Linked DNA regions of Mus musculus: region 1 is linked to region 2. Evidence: chromatin loops called from intact Hi-C (ENCODE). Cell type or tissue: left cerebral cortex. All regions are shown on one strand. Links, peaks and the distances in the headings refer to the core of each region. The heading gives the core; the rest is flanking DNA. Region 1 has its middle 7.2 kb from the start of Nipal2. Region 2 has its middle 9.8 kb from the start of Gm22208.

Region 1 (8,549 bases), core at 380-8,379, 140 kb after region 2:
CCCACTGAGGCAAAAACAATTTTTAAAAGGACAGAATTTAGTACTGAAAGCAAAATATTCAATAAATGCTGAAGTATTCAGTAAATGTTGGCTGTTGCTACCTAGAACATTAAAATTGAAACTTCCTTAAACAAATACAAAGGCACAAACCATACAGGGAAATTTGAAAAATGTAATTACAACAAAGCCGAGAACTTTTATACATCAATAGACAGTATGGAATAGAAAAGGAAAGTCACAAACTGAGAACCCTTATTTATCACACCTACAATGGACAAAAATTCATATATATATATATATATATATATATATATATATGTATATATATGCCAGAATACACAAATATCAGTGGTTAATAATAATAATGAAAAATATTTTAACCTTAACAATAGAGAAAATGCAAATTGAAACCCTCTGTGACAACCACTTCCCACTCATTGTTTTGAAAAAGTAAAATTTTAAAGATTTATATATCATGCACTATGTATACAAAATGAGGCTTTATTCGGTCTTATAGAAAGTGAAATTAAGTCATTTACAGGAAAACAGATGGAATCAGAGATTATCATGTTAAGCAAAATAAGCCAGATAAGGCAAATATGGCATGTTTTTCTCTCAGATATGGAGTGTTGTTTTAAGTGTGTATATATGTGTGTGTATGTATAAGTTTGTGTGTATGTGTGTGTATGTTCATGCTACTTATGACTGGGTCCCCAAAGACAGCAGAAGAAGGCATCTGATCTCTCAAGCCAGAGTTACAGGCAGTTGTGAGCCACCTAATATGGCTACTGAGAACTGATCCTTGTATAAGAGCAGCAAAAACTCCAGAGCCATTTCTCCATTCCGTCTACCGAGTCTTATATAAAGTGTCATGTACTTATGCATAACTTACACACATCTTCTCACATTGTTGCATGCCTTCTACATAAGATCCCAGCATGAGGTGAATGTTCTGTTCATAGTTGCTACACTATGTTGTTTAGGGAATGATGGCACTGGAAGTCTGAACTTGTTCTGTACATAAATGTCCTTCCCAAATATTGTTAACCCACACCAGAGTGAATACAAGTATGTGGCATTTGCAGATACAGAAAGCTGACAGTGTACCCCCAAATAAAGTTCAAGTGAATAGCAAAACCAGGAAATTGGTGGGGCCTTGCATGGTGAATGAAGCCTTAATGGGGAAGTTTGGGGTCCCTCAGGAAAGGGGCAGAACTGGTGGGTGCTGTGAGATAACTCCTACAAGCCAGGGCAGTTTAAATGGAGAAACACCAGAGAAGATATGGAGAAAGCCAGGATAGAAGGTATCTTCTTATCAAAGACAACCGGTGAAGCATGGTGGAGGGGCACAGGGGATGAGTTTATGGTTAATGTGCATGGATGCTAAGGGCTCCACTAGCTGACATGAAGGTGAAAAAACAATGGTCAATATAAAAGGAAAGAATAAGTTTAGTTTGAGTTTGATAATCATGAATTTAGAAAGTTTAGAACATTCTAGAAGGAAAGGATGTGCAGGTACACAAAGGAGGAGTAAGGTAAGAGCCAAGGAACTCAGTATGGGAGTTATCCACATGCAGGTGTCTGAGACTAGCTAGAGAGACATGTGGCCAACTTCTTTTAGAGCAGTAGTTTGTAAACGTCTGCTAAATAATAAATATTTTACTGTTTGTGGGCCATATGCTCTGTGTCACTATTACTCAATTGTGCCACTGCAATGTGAAAGCAGCCAAGGACATGTAAACAAATGGATGAGACTGTTTTCCAATAAAACTTTATTTACAAACACAGAAAGCTGCTGGTTTCATCCCATGGGCACGGTTTGCCAGCTTCTCTTTGGGAGAGAAAAAGGCAAACACAGAATACCAGGCCAACAAAGACCACTGGCGAGGTAATACTTCACTAGTATTCGTTGTCTGTGGGTGACAGGATCCCAATTCAAAGCTAAGTTAAGCAAGTCATAATTACAGGTTGAAAAGGCAGGGTAGAGCTTGGCTATGGGTGTACCTAATCCTGGGGTTTAGGCTTGATCTTCAGATCAGTTTCAAACAGGTGAGATCATAGCCACAGCGGCTCCTAGTGTCTATCTTAAAAGCCTGGGTTGAGAAAGATAAAGGGAGGAGACAAAGTGAACTACTGGTTCCAGCTCCACACGTGTGCACATGACAAGATATTTGTGCTATTTCATCCCTTGCTCAGTGGTCACAACAGCTCTGTCTTAGGATTTCCATTGCTGTGAACAGACACCATGATGAAGGCAACTCTTAGAAGGACAACATTTAATTGGGGCTGGCTAACAGGGTCAGAGGTTCAGTCCATTTTCATCATGGCAGGAGCATGGTAGCTTCCGGGCAGGCACGGCATAGAGGAGGAGCTGAGAGTTCTACATCTTGTTCTGAAGGCAAACAGAAGAAGATTGTCTCCCACATGAATAGTAGAAGGGTCTCAAGCCTCCCTCCCACAGTGACACAGTTCCTCCAACAGGGCCACACCCCCTAGTAGTGGCACTCCCTGGGTTGAACATCCAAACCACCATAGGCTCCCACTAGAGGTATTTTCTCAGTTATGCTAAGTCATGTGGCTTATTGTGGCCAGTGGGAAAGTGACAGAGAAACAGTTCTGGGCCAAGACCTTCAGATGCCTTTCTTTCTTGTCTACTTGTTTTGTTCCCTGAGCTTTTCCCTGGTTATAAATAAATAAATAAATAAATAAATAAATAAATAAATAAATAAATAAAAGGCCCTTTGTGGGAGAGTAAAGAAAACCATGAAGGAGGTTTGAAGCTAGTCCTTATAGTCGTCAACAGAACTACATCTTTCCTTAAGATTCTTGATCAAGGAAAGATCTGGGGTGTCCCCAACCTAATGACTCTGACCTTTTCTTGGCTCCTTTCAGGACCTCTTTCTTTCTCTTACCTCTCCATCATTGTATACCCTGACACACCATCCCACTTGCCTTTACAGTCTTCTGACCAGGGAGAGATTCTCTAAGCTACATCCCTCTGAGCCTGGTGATACTTCAGCTTGTTGTGTCATGCCCTGCCCCTGGCCATTATGTCCCCATCCTCCCCCATCGCTCCTCCACCCCAGGCAGGCAAGCCCTGCCTCATTTTTCATTAACATAATAGATCTCCTGTGGTTACTTGCTTCCTAAGTATGTTCTCTTGGCAACAACTGAGAATTTGGGTACATGGACAGGGGTAAGGGGTTGGTCTGGAAGAATTACCTCTCAAATCTTGACACAAAGTAGGTTTGTTACTGATAGGCCTATTCCTGAACTGAAGAAAATATCCAGGGAAAGTGAGATAAGAACTTTAACTTTAGGAATAAGATAGTTCCTTTGAGTGATAACAGATTTTGATTACCACTGCTCATTGGAAGGGCCCTTAAGAGGAAACTACAGGGCCTGACTAGGTATCATTTCTATCATTTTTTTCTTTTCTTTCTTTCTTTTGGGGGAAGGTAGGGGGGTAGTTTATATTGTAATCAAGTCAAATTTTTGTGACTATCTGTCCTGGACAGAACTCATTTTTCATGACAGAGTTCACTTCTGCATCCTCAGCTCATTCTCCCAGTTACCACACTGTATGCTGTTATCTGCAGCAGCTGCTGAAGCTCACCCAGGACCCGTGCTTCCAGAAACGATTGTGGAAATCATGAAAGAACCTAGATCTGTCCTTTGCTTGAATGGCTTCACTTCAGTTTAGGGGAGAGGATGCACACATTGAAAGATAAATATGTATAAACTAAGCAACTAAATGCGGAGGAATGAAGAGGCTAATCACAGACTTCAGAATAATATATTTGCACTGGAAAGACCTTCAAGGTCATGATTCCTGGGGGCATGGGAGAAAAGAGTGGGCCAAAATGAATGCGATAGTATGCACAACTGTAGAATGCCAGGATGGAAGAAGAACTTATAAATGTATGTGCAGGGACAGGGAACTGAGGCCCAGGAGACGCATGTTCCACCTAGCAGCTCGATGCCTGGAGAGCAGCCTCTGGGAACAGCTTGAGAGCCAGATTGCTAATTAGAATTTTTTTTCTGTGTAGTTTTCCAGGATCTGTATGGAGTGTCATATGCATCTTGGCAGGCTCCCTAAACCCATCTAGTCAGTCAAGCGCCATGGCTGCTCCACCGACTCACATGTGCTCCTTCTGAAAGCCTCTCTCTCTCTCTGGGGATTTGCATGTGCTTAAAATATGGAAAAACAAGAAAAGAAAAGAGGTTCCCACGGTCTTCATGCGCAGACGTGATGGTGACTTCCCTGTTGTATCCTCCATCTGTGTCTGAAGCCCTGGTGTGTCTTACCTGATAAAGAGAGCAGGGCCTCTCCCTAGAGGTTCCCCCTCCGTGCTATGGCCTTTGTGAGGACATGGTGGAAGCAGTATGCATGTTGAGGGAGGGGAGGAGTTGCCTCCTACCAGCCAAAGCACAGCTTCCCACCTTGTTCCTTCCCACATGCTCCCTGAATCTCCCCATATCTTCCTTCCCATGTCATCTACAGAAACCACGCAGTGGGAAACTATATGTCCCAGCTATCTAGCTGTGTACTGTCTGCCCCAGATGTGTGCTGCTGCTAGCCAGCTGTGTGGCTTTAGACAAGACCTTCAACTCTGTGGGCCTTGTTTTCTCTTCACTAAAAAGAGAGGTTTGGACTAGATGGTCTTTCAGAAAGTTTCCAACTCTGAAGTAGGCACCTGTAAAAGTTTCCTCTTCTTATTTACCTTTAACAACCCTTTTCTGCACTGGCTACTTAGAGAAAGAGGCAGAGAGGATTTAGAAGTAGCCACATGTCAACACATTGAAGCATGACTGTCGTACTCTTGGAAATGCAGTAGAGCTGTTTAGCTGTAACACATAGGACTTAGGCAGCTCAGGGCTCCAACTTTTGGCCAATCCCCAGCCACTGTGTGGTCTTGAACAAACCCCAATCTTCTCTTTAAAGGACTGATAAGATTTACTGCTTTGTAATGTGATGCTTAGAATTCCACAAGACACAAAGCTCAAGTCTAAGTGAATCAAAGAACTCCACATAAAACCAGAGACACTGAAATTTATAGAGGAGAAAGTAGGGGAAAAGCCTCGAAGATATGGGTACAGGGGGAAAATTCCTAAACAGAACAGCAATGGCTTGTGCTGTAAGATCAAGAATTGACAAATGGGACCTCATAAAACTGCAAAGCTTCTATAAGGCAAAAGACACTGTCAAAAAGACAAAAAGGTCACCAACAAATTGGGAAAGGATTTTTATCAATCCTAAATCTGATAAGGGACTAATATCCAATATATACAAAGAACTCAAGAAGCTGGACTCTAGAAATTCAAATAACCCCATTAAAAATGGGGCACAGAGCTAAACAAAGAATTTTCAACTGAGGAATACCGAAGGGCTGAGAAGCACTTGAAAAAATGTTCAACATCCTTAATCATCAGGGAAATGCAAATGAAAACAACCCTGAAATTCCACGTCACACCAGTCAGATGGCTAAGATCAAAAATTCAGGTGACAGCAGATGCTGGCGAGGATATGGAGAAAGAGGAATACTCCTCCATTGCTGGTGGGATTGAAAGCTTGTACAACCACTCTGGCAGTCAGTCTGGTGGTTCCTCAGAAAATTGGATATAGTACTACCAGAAGATCCAGCAATACCTCTCCTGGGCATATTCCCAGAAGAGTTCCAACTGGTAATAAGGACACATGCTCCACTATGTTCATAGCAGTCTTATTTATAATAGCCAGAAGCTGGAAAGAACCCAGATGTCCCTCAACAGAGGAATGGATGCAGAAAGTGTGTTACATTTACACAATGGAGTACTACTCAGCTATTAAAAACAATGAATCTATGAAATTCTTAGGCAAATTGATGTATCTGGTGGTTATCATCCTGAGTGAGGTAACCCAATCACAAAAGAAGTCACTTGATATGCACTCACTGATAAGTGGATATTAGCCCAGAAACTTAGAATATCCAAGATAAAATTTGCAAAACACATGAAACTCAAGAAGAAGGAAGATCAACGCGTGGATACTTCATTACTCCTTAGAATAGGGAACAAAATATCTATGGAAGGAGTTACAGAGACAAAGTTTGGAGCTAAAACAAAAGGATGGACCATCCAGAGACTACCCCACCCAGGGATCCATCCCATATACAACCATCAAACCAAGACACTATTGCAAATGCCAGCAAGATTTTGCTGAAAGGACCCTGATATAGCTGTCTTGTGTGAGGCTATGCCAGTACCTGGCAAACACAGAAGTGGATGCTCACAGTCATCTATAGGATGGAACACAGGACCCCCAATGAAGGAGCTAGAGAAAGTACCCAAGGAGCTGAAGGGGTCTGCAACCCGATAGGTGGAACAACAATATGAACTAACCAGTACCCCCTGAGCTCATGTCTCTAGCTGCATATGTAGCAGAAGATGACCTAGTTGGCCATCATTGGGAAGAGAGGCCCCTTGGTCTTACATTATCTTATCATTTTAACAAACGTCTGAAATAGTTATGTTTCTTTTAAGAAGAGGAAGGAGGAGGAGGAGGAAGAAGAGGAGGAAGAGGAAGATGAGGAGGAGACAACAACAACGACTTGTTTGGATTGTAGTTTTGAAGTCTGTGCACCCATCCCATTATAGGTCTCTGATGAGGCAGCATGTCATGGCAGGATCAATGCATGATGACTGCTTATATTTTGAGACATGAAAAAGAGAAAGAGGAAGAGGAGCAGGTGTCACCATTCCCTAACTGAGACAGGAAGACCACCCCTCTGCATGGGAATTTGTCTAGAGGTTGAGCGTTGTGACTTGCTAAAGAAGACTGAATTTCAAAGTAGATCTCTATTACAAATACCCCTCTAGTATATTTTGCATCATCTATGTCTCGCTAAATGGATTTCTCAGTTGGCAGCTATCAGGCCCATATGCACACCCATACACAGTGGCAGCTGCCAAATTATCTCAGGTTAGGTAGAGACCTAGCTGGGATCAGAAGCACTGCTATTGTCTCTGAAAATGTTCTGGAATGTAGAACTATGAATGGTGCACGTGTGTGTGTGCACAAGGTGTGCTTACTTGTGTGTGTGTGTGTGTGTGTGTGTGTGTGTGTGTGTGTGTGTGAGCAATAGCTATTGTAGTGCTATTGCATCTGTGGAGACCTCTAGGGTAGTCCATCATGCAGTAGCTCTTCAAAGATTTCTCTTGTTATCATGAGAACCAAGGTTGATTTAAACAATCTCACAGCTACACGTGTAGTTCAGTCCTGGATCACCCAAGGACCCTGCACTTCACTTATAGGAACCATTGCAACTGTTGTAGTTTCTGCTCACACCATAGTTTCTGTCTCTAGACACCTAAGTCACAGCTGCTCCAGACACTTTACCCCTGTTCTCCATCCATGACTGATTTAGATGATTCAGCCTGCAGGCCCTCCAGATGATGCCTCCCTGTAGCTGTCTTCAATCTGGCCTTGAAAGAATGGCTTCCATCCCATGATAGCAGAGGCAGGCAGGCCTAGTGAATGTGCAGACTAGCTTGATTAAACAGGTTTGTGGTTCACAAAGTGATGCACATGTGTGACTGGCTGTGTAAGAAGCCTCTTTACTTTCTTGGAGTAACTGGGGATATCTTGCTTCTGTGTACCACCTCCCTGGTGCTGCAACCAAGGCTCCAACAAGGCATCCTCCTCCTGTCTTATTGTCTACTTATGGTATTTAGCATTGTCAGCCAAAGTGGGTTGATCTGGGATTGGAGAGATGGCTAAGTAGTTAAGAGTGTGTATATCTCTTTGACAAGACTTGAATTCAGTTTTCACCATCCACATTGCGTGGCTCAACTCCAGCCCCAAGGGATCTGACTTACTCTTCTGGCCTCTGGATGTACTCACCTATACAACATTAAGAATTAAGTTTTGCTGGACACTATGCCCCTCCTTAGAAGTGAGAACAAAACACCCTTGGAAGGAGTTACAGAGACAAAGTTTGGAGCTGAGATGAAAGGATGGACCATGTAGAGACTGCCATATCCAGGGATCCACCCCATAATCAGCATCCAAACGCTGACACCATTGCATACACTAGCAAGATTTTATCGAAAGGACCCAGATGTAGCTGTCTCTTGTGAGACTATGCCGGGGCCTAGCAAACACAGAAGTGGATGCTCACAGTCAGCTAATGGATGGATCACAGGGCTCCCAATGGAGGAGCTAGAGAAAGTACCCAAGGAGCTAAAGGGATCTGCAACCCTATAGGTGGAACAACATTATGAACTAACCAGTACCCCGGAGCTCTTGACTCTAGCTGCATATGTATCAAAAGATGGCCTAGTCAGCCATCACTGGAAAGAGAGGCCCATTGGACACGCAAACTTTATATGCCCCAGTACAGGGTAACGCCAGGGCCAAAAAGGGGGAGTGGGTGGGTAGGGGAGTGGGGGTGGGTGGGTATGGGGGACTTTTGGTATAGCATTGGAAATGTAAATGAGCTAAATACCTAATAAAAAATTAAAAAAAAAAAGAATTAAGTTTTGGTTGTGAGCCTAGCCTTTAATGGCTG
Region 2 (8,549 bases), core at 325-8,324:
CTCCAGGTCAAGATGACAATGTTCTGTTGTTCTGTTGTATCTTTTGCAGAGCTATGTGAGTGTGCCTGAGTGTGTGTGTGTGGTATGTGCGTGTGTGTGACTTCTTGAGGTGGACTCTGGAACAAGCCCTAGCAGCTGGCATGTGCATTCTGATGTCAGTTTTGCCAGACGCAGAGCTGTAGCTGTCAGGGGTCCAGCAGATTTCCCGATCAAGGGACCTGTCTGTGCCATCTGTGACTACTTCCCACTGTATAGCCACAATGGTCATTAGGAAGGTAGCCCCAGGACCATCACTTGGTCAGAAAATGATAAGCTGGAGTTACCCTGCTGGCCTTGGACTAGCTGTGCGAGGCACTAGTTCTTGCCCAGCTTGCTTGCAGCTTCCACCCACCCCATTTTCTTCTCTTCTGGCTCAGTTGCTTCCCTGTGGGCTTTTTTCTGTTTCTCAGTGAGATGGGGGATGCTAGAGAACAGACTCCGATAGGCTTATGTTCCTGGGATCAGCAGCCTCAGCAATGGGGACTTAGAATCTCAGGTGCCATTCCCAGACCTAGAGGAAACCAAGCATCTGGACCAGATCCTTGAGTGTGATTCCCACAGGCAGGAATGTTCCAGGGCCGTTCACAGAGTCCCAGGTGTCCAAACACTGCTACCACACCACCCTGCTATCACCAGAGCTCCTGGGCACTTGCCAAAGGCACACATTTCTGAGCATCAGCCTCCAGAGAGCCCAGCTGCGCCAGGCCTGTGGGTGGCCAGCAGTTTGTGGTTTCATTAGCTCTGGGGGTGATTTTGTGGGGTGTCATCAGAATCACCAGGCTAGACCATCTTCTGAGTATTCTCTACTCCAGGGATTCTGATATTTTTGCCCTTGACACTCTTGGGATGTTAGAAACCAAGGCAAGATGTTTGTTTGTTTGTTTATTTGTTTGTTTTACATGCAGAGGCTGAGGTTCTAGACTACTGTGTGCCTTTTCTCCCCACATCCCTCAGTAGGCCTTGATTTCTAGGTGCTGGCTGTTGAAGAGTCTGGTCTTTCCCCAGCATCTTACAGGCATCTGCCATGTGGCTCCCATGGCTCCCACACTGGGGAGCCAGCTGAATAAGTTTTGGTGGACTGGGGGTGACCAGATGTTAGGGTACTCAGAGTTGAGCTGCAGCATCTTGACTCTCGGGTGTTGCTTTTGAGCAAAATGTCAGTGTCTGCTGTATCTGGTCTTCCCAAATGCTCCTGTCATGTTAGTCATCTGTACCATATCTCCAGAAGCCCATGTGGATGCTAAGAAAGGATGCTCAACCAAGGCTCCAGTCCTGGGCCCTTGGTTGGCTATCTTGAGGTTGCAGGTCTTCAAAGTGGAGGGTGGACCTAGTGGGTGATGAAGCAGCTGGCCAGAGCTGTAGATCACCTGGGGGAGAAAGGGAGATAGGAGACTTCCAGGGCATCCTGCCAGGCCAGAAGTTAAGAAGTAGCAGGAGACTCCAAACCAGAACAAAGATTCCCTTAGAAGCCACTTCAGGGTTGGGCAGCTTCAGACTTCATCTCCCAAGCTTCTCTGAGCCCACTGCTTGAGGTCTGTCTGTGGGCCCTGTCTTTGAAAGGGGGGAAGGTAGGAGTTACTTCTTATGTTGGGGAAGAGCTTGGTTCCTGATATACTAGTCAGTTCATTTACCCGCCTTTCTCCCACATGAGGAGCTACACAGCCGCTGGAGAGTTTTACTTTTCTACTGCCAACTCTGTTTTCTACTGACAACTCTTTGACTCTGTTCCACTCCACCTAGAGGCTGGGGAGGAGGTGGCTGTGATCTGAGCCCTCTCTATGTTCCCAGGTAGAATTTAGGCACAATTTTATAAGTCAGGTGGAGGTGTCTACCAAACTGTATTGACCATAGAAACAAGCTCAAACACGACCTTGAACAAGAGTCCCCAAACCCAGCATGCGGCTTTTACAGAGCCACCCAGGACTCTTCACTTCTCTCATTCTCAGTGGGGAAACAAAACATCAGTCCTGCCAGCGTGGCGTGGAGTAGATCTGCAGGCTTCCAGCGACCTCACTCAGGCACTAGTTTGTCAAAAGTGGAACACTAGGCTTGTGATCCATGTCATACAACCACACTCTCATCAAGACTCCCATTTTCCTTTCTAGATGAGGAAGCCAACACGGAGAGAGGCCACTGACCAGCCAGCCAGTAGGAAACAGAACTCAGGCTGTCCTAAGTCACACACACACATTGTGAGATTTACCAGGCTTTCTACATCAGAGTCATGCAGGTGCTCCAAAGCACACGAGAGTCACACACTGCCTTGTGTCGAAATTGCTCAAGCTTTGGCGGCCAGAGAAGACAGTTTAGGAGTCCGGTGCTCAGGCTGTCGGGGGAATCTGGCTTCCTTTGTCCTGGGGTTGCTTTGGAGAGCCACGGAATCCTGATAGATTTATTTTCTTTGCTTTCATTTTGCCTTGATATACTGGTGATATTTATGACTCCAGCACCACCCACATCATTCATCTTGCCCTTGTTAGGTGTGTGTGTGTGAAATGCCTATGATTACGTCTGCCAATTGGCCCACTCATGCTGAAAATATTCGCCAAAACAAGACAATAGCACACAGCCACCTCGTACCCTGAAGGGACGTAAGGTGCTGTGTGGCACCTTCTGAACCCTGCACTCCCTGGAGCTGTAGCCTCTGCTCATGCCCTACCCAGTGTGGGTCTTCTGGGCCAATAATCACTGTAGTCTTCTAATCTTGTCCATAAATCACGGGCCTGGCTTCCAGGCCTTTGTGGACATTGTTACTGGATTCTAGCAGGGATTAAGTTCCTGCTCATGTGATAGAACCCAGCCAGCCTTTCCATCTGTCACCAGTCCTTTCCAGGGTTCTGGTTCTTTGCTGGTCACCTGGGACCCTCACTGCAGATAGTTAGGGAGCACTCGAAGGGTATAGATTATGGGATGACAAGATGTCAGCCTGGGCAGGTGATTTGGATTCTCTTGTCCCACCTGGACATGGAAGAAGCTGTGTCCTAGAGAGTGGACAGCATGTGTCTAAGTCACTTAGCCACATAACACAGCTTCTGTGTATGAATTGAAGCCAGAACCTCCTGACGCAGTGGGCACTCCTCAGGACCAGGGTTTGGAAAACATGTGCCTTCTTCCGTCGAGAGGATTGCTCACCCATAGTAGATGTGAGCTGTAAACTGTGCTAGATTTGGATCTTTGTCATTCTTTCTTCCTCTTTGGATCATTTCAACTTTCTCCCAGTGGGTCTGCAACTCAAGGGGCAGAACTTTCAAAGACCTACTTGGGATGACGGCAAGATCCATAAAGATGGGCTTTAAACCCCGCCCTTTTCAGACTGAAGGACCTTGGGGGAAGTTACTTAAGCCCTCAGGTCCTCAGTGTCCTTGTCAACAATGGAGATGGCACTAAGGCTCCCTTCATCCCCCTCGCTGAGCTGAGATAGAATAACAGAAACTTAAGTGCCTTGTGTTTATATTTGCTAAGTGCTTGCATGTGCCTGCCAGGGAGCTTTAGCGTAGTTTATATGGATTATTTATTTTAATCCCCATAGCAATTCTGTAAGCTGTGCAATCTCTTATTTTGCAGAAAGGCTGCAAAAGATGCTTCACTGAGCAAGTCCACCGAAACAAAGTGATTGTCTAGGGCAGCACAGCAAGAGAGTGGCACCTAACAGATGGCAGTCACCATCCTGGCCAACATGCTCCTTGGTAAAGGCTTGTCACAGTCCGTCATTTCCCTTTTATCTCTCTCAGATATGACCTCTCATTAGCAATCTGTTGGAAGATGGACACTTAGCACACAAAAGCTAAAATAGATAGTTATTCTGAGATGTTATGGGGTTGAACATGGCCATTTGGGGACCCTCCAGAGTTGTCCACTGAGAACATGCAGTACCCAAGTATAACCACTGGGTGGCAGTATGGACCAACAGTGACACTCCCAGAGGTTCAGTCCCTAGAAATTAAGGGAACTACTAGCCCTGGAGGGATGTTCCCTGGAGCCTTCAGGCAAATGGGAAGGGCAGCTGCTTCTTTAGATTCAATGGCTGTTTGTGGAGCTCCAGCTGCAGACCAGGGCCTACACTCAGAACCAGGAGATGTAAGGTTTGTTGCTGTCCCCAGACACTCTCTTCCATGTGGAAAGGCTCCATCCAAATGATGAGGAAGAAAGTAGGACATTATGCTAGACCTAGAAAAATAAAAATTGAATTTGCTATACTAAGCTCAAAAGAGACGCTAGGTGTTTGACCCTAGATCCTCGCACCTTCTCTAGCTGCTCTCTCCGAAGCAAAAGAGACTAAGAGGATTCAGCCTTTAGGAATGCTCTAATGACCATATCCCATCATTCACAGTTAGTCTCTCTCATCTGCCCCGGGAAGGTTCTTTCAACTTCACACCGCTGCCAGCATTGCTACATGCCTCCACACTGGCCTCTTCCCTTCTGACTCTAACCTCCTGTGTGTACATTTACCACATTATACAGAATGGTCAGTTTACACAAGTGCCTCACTGAACTGACTGAAATGTCACTGGGGGCAGGCAGAGTCCCTGTGCTCAGCACCTACAGCCTGTCAGGAAGCAGGGAATCCCCTGGGCACCCGCTCCATTTAACCGAGTTACTGGATGGAAAAAGGACACACATGTTTTTTTAGCAGTTGTTACCCACCTCAGGCCTGGCACAACCCTGTGCCCTGGCATTATAGATACAGGGATGATGGATACATAGATGCCACGACAGACAGACCTGAAGGTCTCAATGGCTTTACACACCCATAGGACTTAGATAGCTGTCTCCCATCTTGATACTACACCGTCTAGAATATACCTTTCTGAGGCTGCTTTCTGGCTGTCTCTGGCTGCTGTGAATAAACCCCACAGGTTGGTCAGTGGCTTATCAGACACTTATTTCTTATTGTTCTAGAGGCTGGGAGGTTGACGATCACGGTGCTAGCAGACTTGGCTCCTGGTGAGATCCCTCTTCCTAACATTCATACCCTCAATTGTAAGCTATATTACATCCCATTTTGAAGAAAACAGGGAAAGCACACTTACTGCACTGTGTGATTGAACGTTCTGCTCTCTCTCCTTCCTTCCCTTACAGACTTCCCACCCTCATGACCTCACCTGAACCTGACTGCTACCCAAAGGACTCACCACTCAGTGCTACCATGTGGGGTGAGTGTCAGGGCTTCAACGTGTGTGTGCACATGCACTTGTGTACATGCGTGTGCACCCATGTGTGTGCGTGCGTGTGCGTGTATGTGTGTAAAAGCTCACAACCATGTTGTCAGTATCAACTTCAACTTCTATGGAGTGGTTTTAGTCGAGCTGTACAAATCCAGAGGTGATTTGCTTACAGCTAAATCTCCCAAGCTGGCCTTGTTGGCCTTCCAACAACTAAGAAAGCACTGATTTGCCAGTCATTCAAGTGAGCCATCTCGAAAGGGGACCATGCAACCTCTGTTCAGCCTGGATTTAGTGTGTGTGAGTGTGCATGGAAGCCACGATGACCCTGAGTGCCCGGGGTTAGGTGTCATCCTACTTGTTTTCTGAGACAGGGTCTCTCTCTTTCTCTCATATGCAGATTTATATATGCACACATATAAAGAGGGCAGATACAAGTAGTAAAACTAGAAGTTAGACTACAAAAGGGTAAAAATAGGTTTTTTTTTTAAATTAAAAAATGTTTAATAAGGAAGGTGCTGATTACAAACCCCTGCCATTTGGCCACATTATTGTTTAATTCTAGCCGACAATTGCAGTCGAAAGACCTGTTAGTGTTCTGTATAGTGCTGTATGATGCTTGACACATACATGAAACATGCATGACACACACAGCACTGAGTTCAGCATTGTCAAGACTACTCAGTCTTGCTCTAAATATTTCATTTGGCTTAATTTGTGTAATTTACATGCACACTCAGTGACAGGAACACTGTCATTTCTCCATGTTTCTGGGGGAAGAGACTGAGAAACAGAGAGACTTAACAACCAGCCCTCTGTCATACAGACAGTAAGTAGAATGGCTTTTGTGTGTGTGTGTGTGTGTGTGTGACTATTGAGAAGGGTGTTGTTTCCCTAATTTCTTTCTTTCTTTCTTTTAATTAGGTATTTTCTTCATTTACATTTCCAGTGCTATCCCAAAAGTCCCCCATACCCCCCCTCCAATCCTCTACCCACCCACTCCCACTTCTTGGCCCTGGCGTTCCCCTGTACTGAGGCATAAAAAGTTTGCATGACCAATGGGCCTTTCCACTGATGGCCAACTAGGCCATCTTCTGATACCTATGCAGCTAGAGTCAGGAGCTCCAAGGGTACTGGTTAGTTCATATTGTTGTTCCACCCATAGGGTTGCAGATCCCTTTAGCTCCTTGGGTACTTTTTCTAGCTCCTCCATTGGGGGCCCTGTGATCCATCCAATAGCTGATTGTGAGCATCCACTTCTGTGTTTGCTAAAAATAGGTTTTAAGAGAACAGCTGAAGGCAGAAAAAAACCAGAAGAAGACACATAACACGAAAAGACAGTGAACTAGGAGACCTGTGACATGGACAAGACAGTGAACTAGGAGACATGAACATGGAAGAGACACTGAATGGGAGATGTGTGACATGGAAGAGATAGTGAACTAGGAGACATGTGATTCAGAAGAGACAATGAAGTACAGGCCACTGAGGAACGCTGGAAGCCCCCAGTTTGTTCTTCAAGGTATGGTTGAAGGGAATGTTTTTATTGCAGCTATGATGGAGCCTCCAGCCAGAGGCATCTGGAAGAGTCCAGAGCAAGTAAACAAAGTAGTAGACTGAGCAAGGCTAGCAGATTGGATTGGAGGGGTTTAGAGTGAGTGAGCAAGAGAGAGAGAGAGAGAGAGAGAGAGAGAGAGAGAGAGAGAGAGAGAGAGAGAGAGGAGTCAGAGTGTGTGCAGGGTTATGGAAATGAGAGGATGGGGGAGGGAATCTTGTGAGCTGGAGAAGTTTAGGGTAGGGGTCAGGAAGAGCCTGGATGCTAGCTCAGACTCTGTAATAGGTATTTGCAATGCTGAGAGAGCCCAGAGGCCAGCAGGAGTTTTGGTGTGCTAATAGGCACCACACATAGCCATTTGTCCTTCGGTCAGATAAAGAAGTGGCTCCTTTGGTAGAGGAAATTAGGGCACCAGAATTTGGGAGAGTGGAGTTTTCTTTGGACCTGGCATTTTCAGCCTTTTTGTTGATGATAAGGTTCAACGTAATCGCTTATGTAACTGCTTCTTAGGTGATATTAGGGTATGGCGAGGCAGGGTCTGTCTGTCAAATGGCCTGTGTCCTCATGCTTGGGAGGCAGGCAGTTTACTGAGTGGGTTGTCTTTCCCACCCTCCAGCCTAGAGTCTGCAACCTTTGTTGAGTACATCCCTATAACTTCCCCAGGCACTGAGACAGAACTGCCCAGCCAAACTGACCCTCGCTTTCTGACCCACGGAAATGATACAGGCTGATTATGATTGTTGTTCAGGGTTTTACAGTTTGGGGTGATTGGTTACACATAGTGACTTAACTAGTACAGGCAGGGACTTAGGTAGAATTACAGCTGCGCACCCTGGGAGAGCCACAGGGTCTGAGTGTTTGTGCTCCATGCTGCTTCCAGTCCTGCCCCTTTGGCAGCATCGACATTGGCTCCCCATTCCCCATGCCTGGTGTCCCAAGCACTTCCTGGCACCTGCCCCAGCACTGGGTAGGCACAGCAGCCAAGCAGCTCTGCTTGCTCTTAGCACTCTTTCTTGGCTCTCAGGCCCAGCTGGTTTGGGTCTGGACCATAAGGTCACAGATGACTTTCCTCCTCTCAGGAGCTTCTTCATGACGAGGATTTTTTTTTTTTTTTTTTTTTTTTTTTTTTTTGGCCAGGGAAGGACTGAGAGAGAGAGAGACTTTTCTGGCTGGGTGTTAAAGAAAAATGTCTTTTATTTTATTCAATTATTTTATTTTGTGCTTATGTGCAGAATGTTTTGCCTGTATGCATTTATGTGCTCCACATGCATTCCTGGTGTCTTTGGAGGCCATTAAGAGGGGAAGGGATTCCCCTGGGACTGGAGTCATAGATGATTGTGAACTGTGAGATGCCATGTGGGTGACTGGATTGAACCCAAGTCCTCTGGAAGAGTAGACAGTGCTCTTAACAGCTGAGCCACCTCGCTCCCCCACATCAGACTTCAAATCTTTTGAAAAATGTGTTGTTCTTACACTAATCTATGCAAAGAGACCTATTCAACCAGATAGTAAGAGTCTCAAGGGCAGAGATTGTATCTTTTCTATTAATCAATTCAATTAATTAACCATCCATCTATCTACTTGACTATTCTTTCTTTAAATTAGGTATTTTCTTTATTTACATTTCAAATGTTATCCCTTTCCTAGTTTCCCCTCCAAAAACCCCCTCTCCCCTACCCCTCCCTCTGCTCCTTAACACACCCACTCCCATTTTTTGGCCCTGGCATTCCCATATATTGGGGCATAGAAACTTCACAGGACCAAGGGCCTCTCTTCCCATTGATGACCAACTA

What was found. Hi-C counts contacts between places; a loop is a spot of excess contacts. Peaks named below come from ENCODE experiments on the same cell type or tissue, not always from the same donor. Only the 100,000 strongest peaks of a DNase experiment are listed, where the experiment ranks them.
Region 1: it touches region 2 in a loop (2.5-fold over the local background); 5 of 42 quality-filtered maps call a loop at or near these places.

The regions. Positions count from the first base shown.
Region 1 is chr15:34,681,640-34,690,188 of GRCm38, forward strand. No RefSeq gene overlaps it. Among named protein-coding and RNA genes, the nearest start is that of Nipal2, 7.2 kb to the left of the region's middle. In left cerebral cortex, for the core only: no CTCF peak of the experiment used is centred there; DNase peaks (open chromatin) are centred at 3,678, 4,077 and 6,900; H3K27ac peaks cover 2,073 bases.
Region 2 is chr15:34,537,223-34,545,771 of GRCm38, forward strand. No RefSeq gene overlaps it. Among named protein-coding and RNA genes, the nearest start is that of Gm22208, 9.8 kb to the left of the region's middle. In left cerebral cortex, for the core only: a CTCF peak has its summit at 3,910 (motif pointing right); DNase peaks (open chromatin) are centred at 489, 3,952 and 7,712.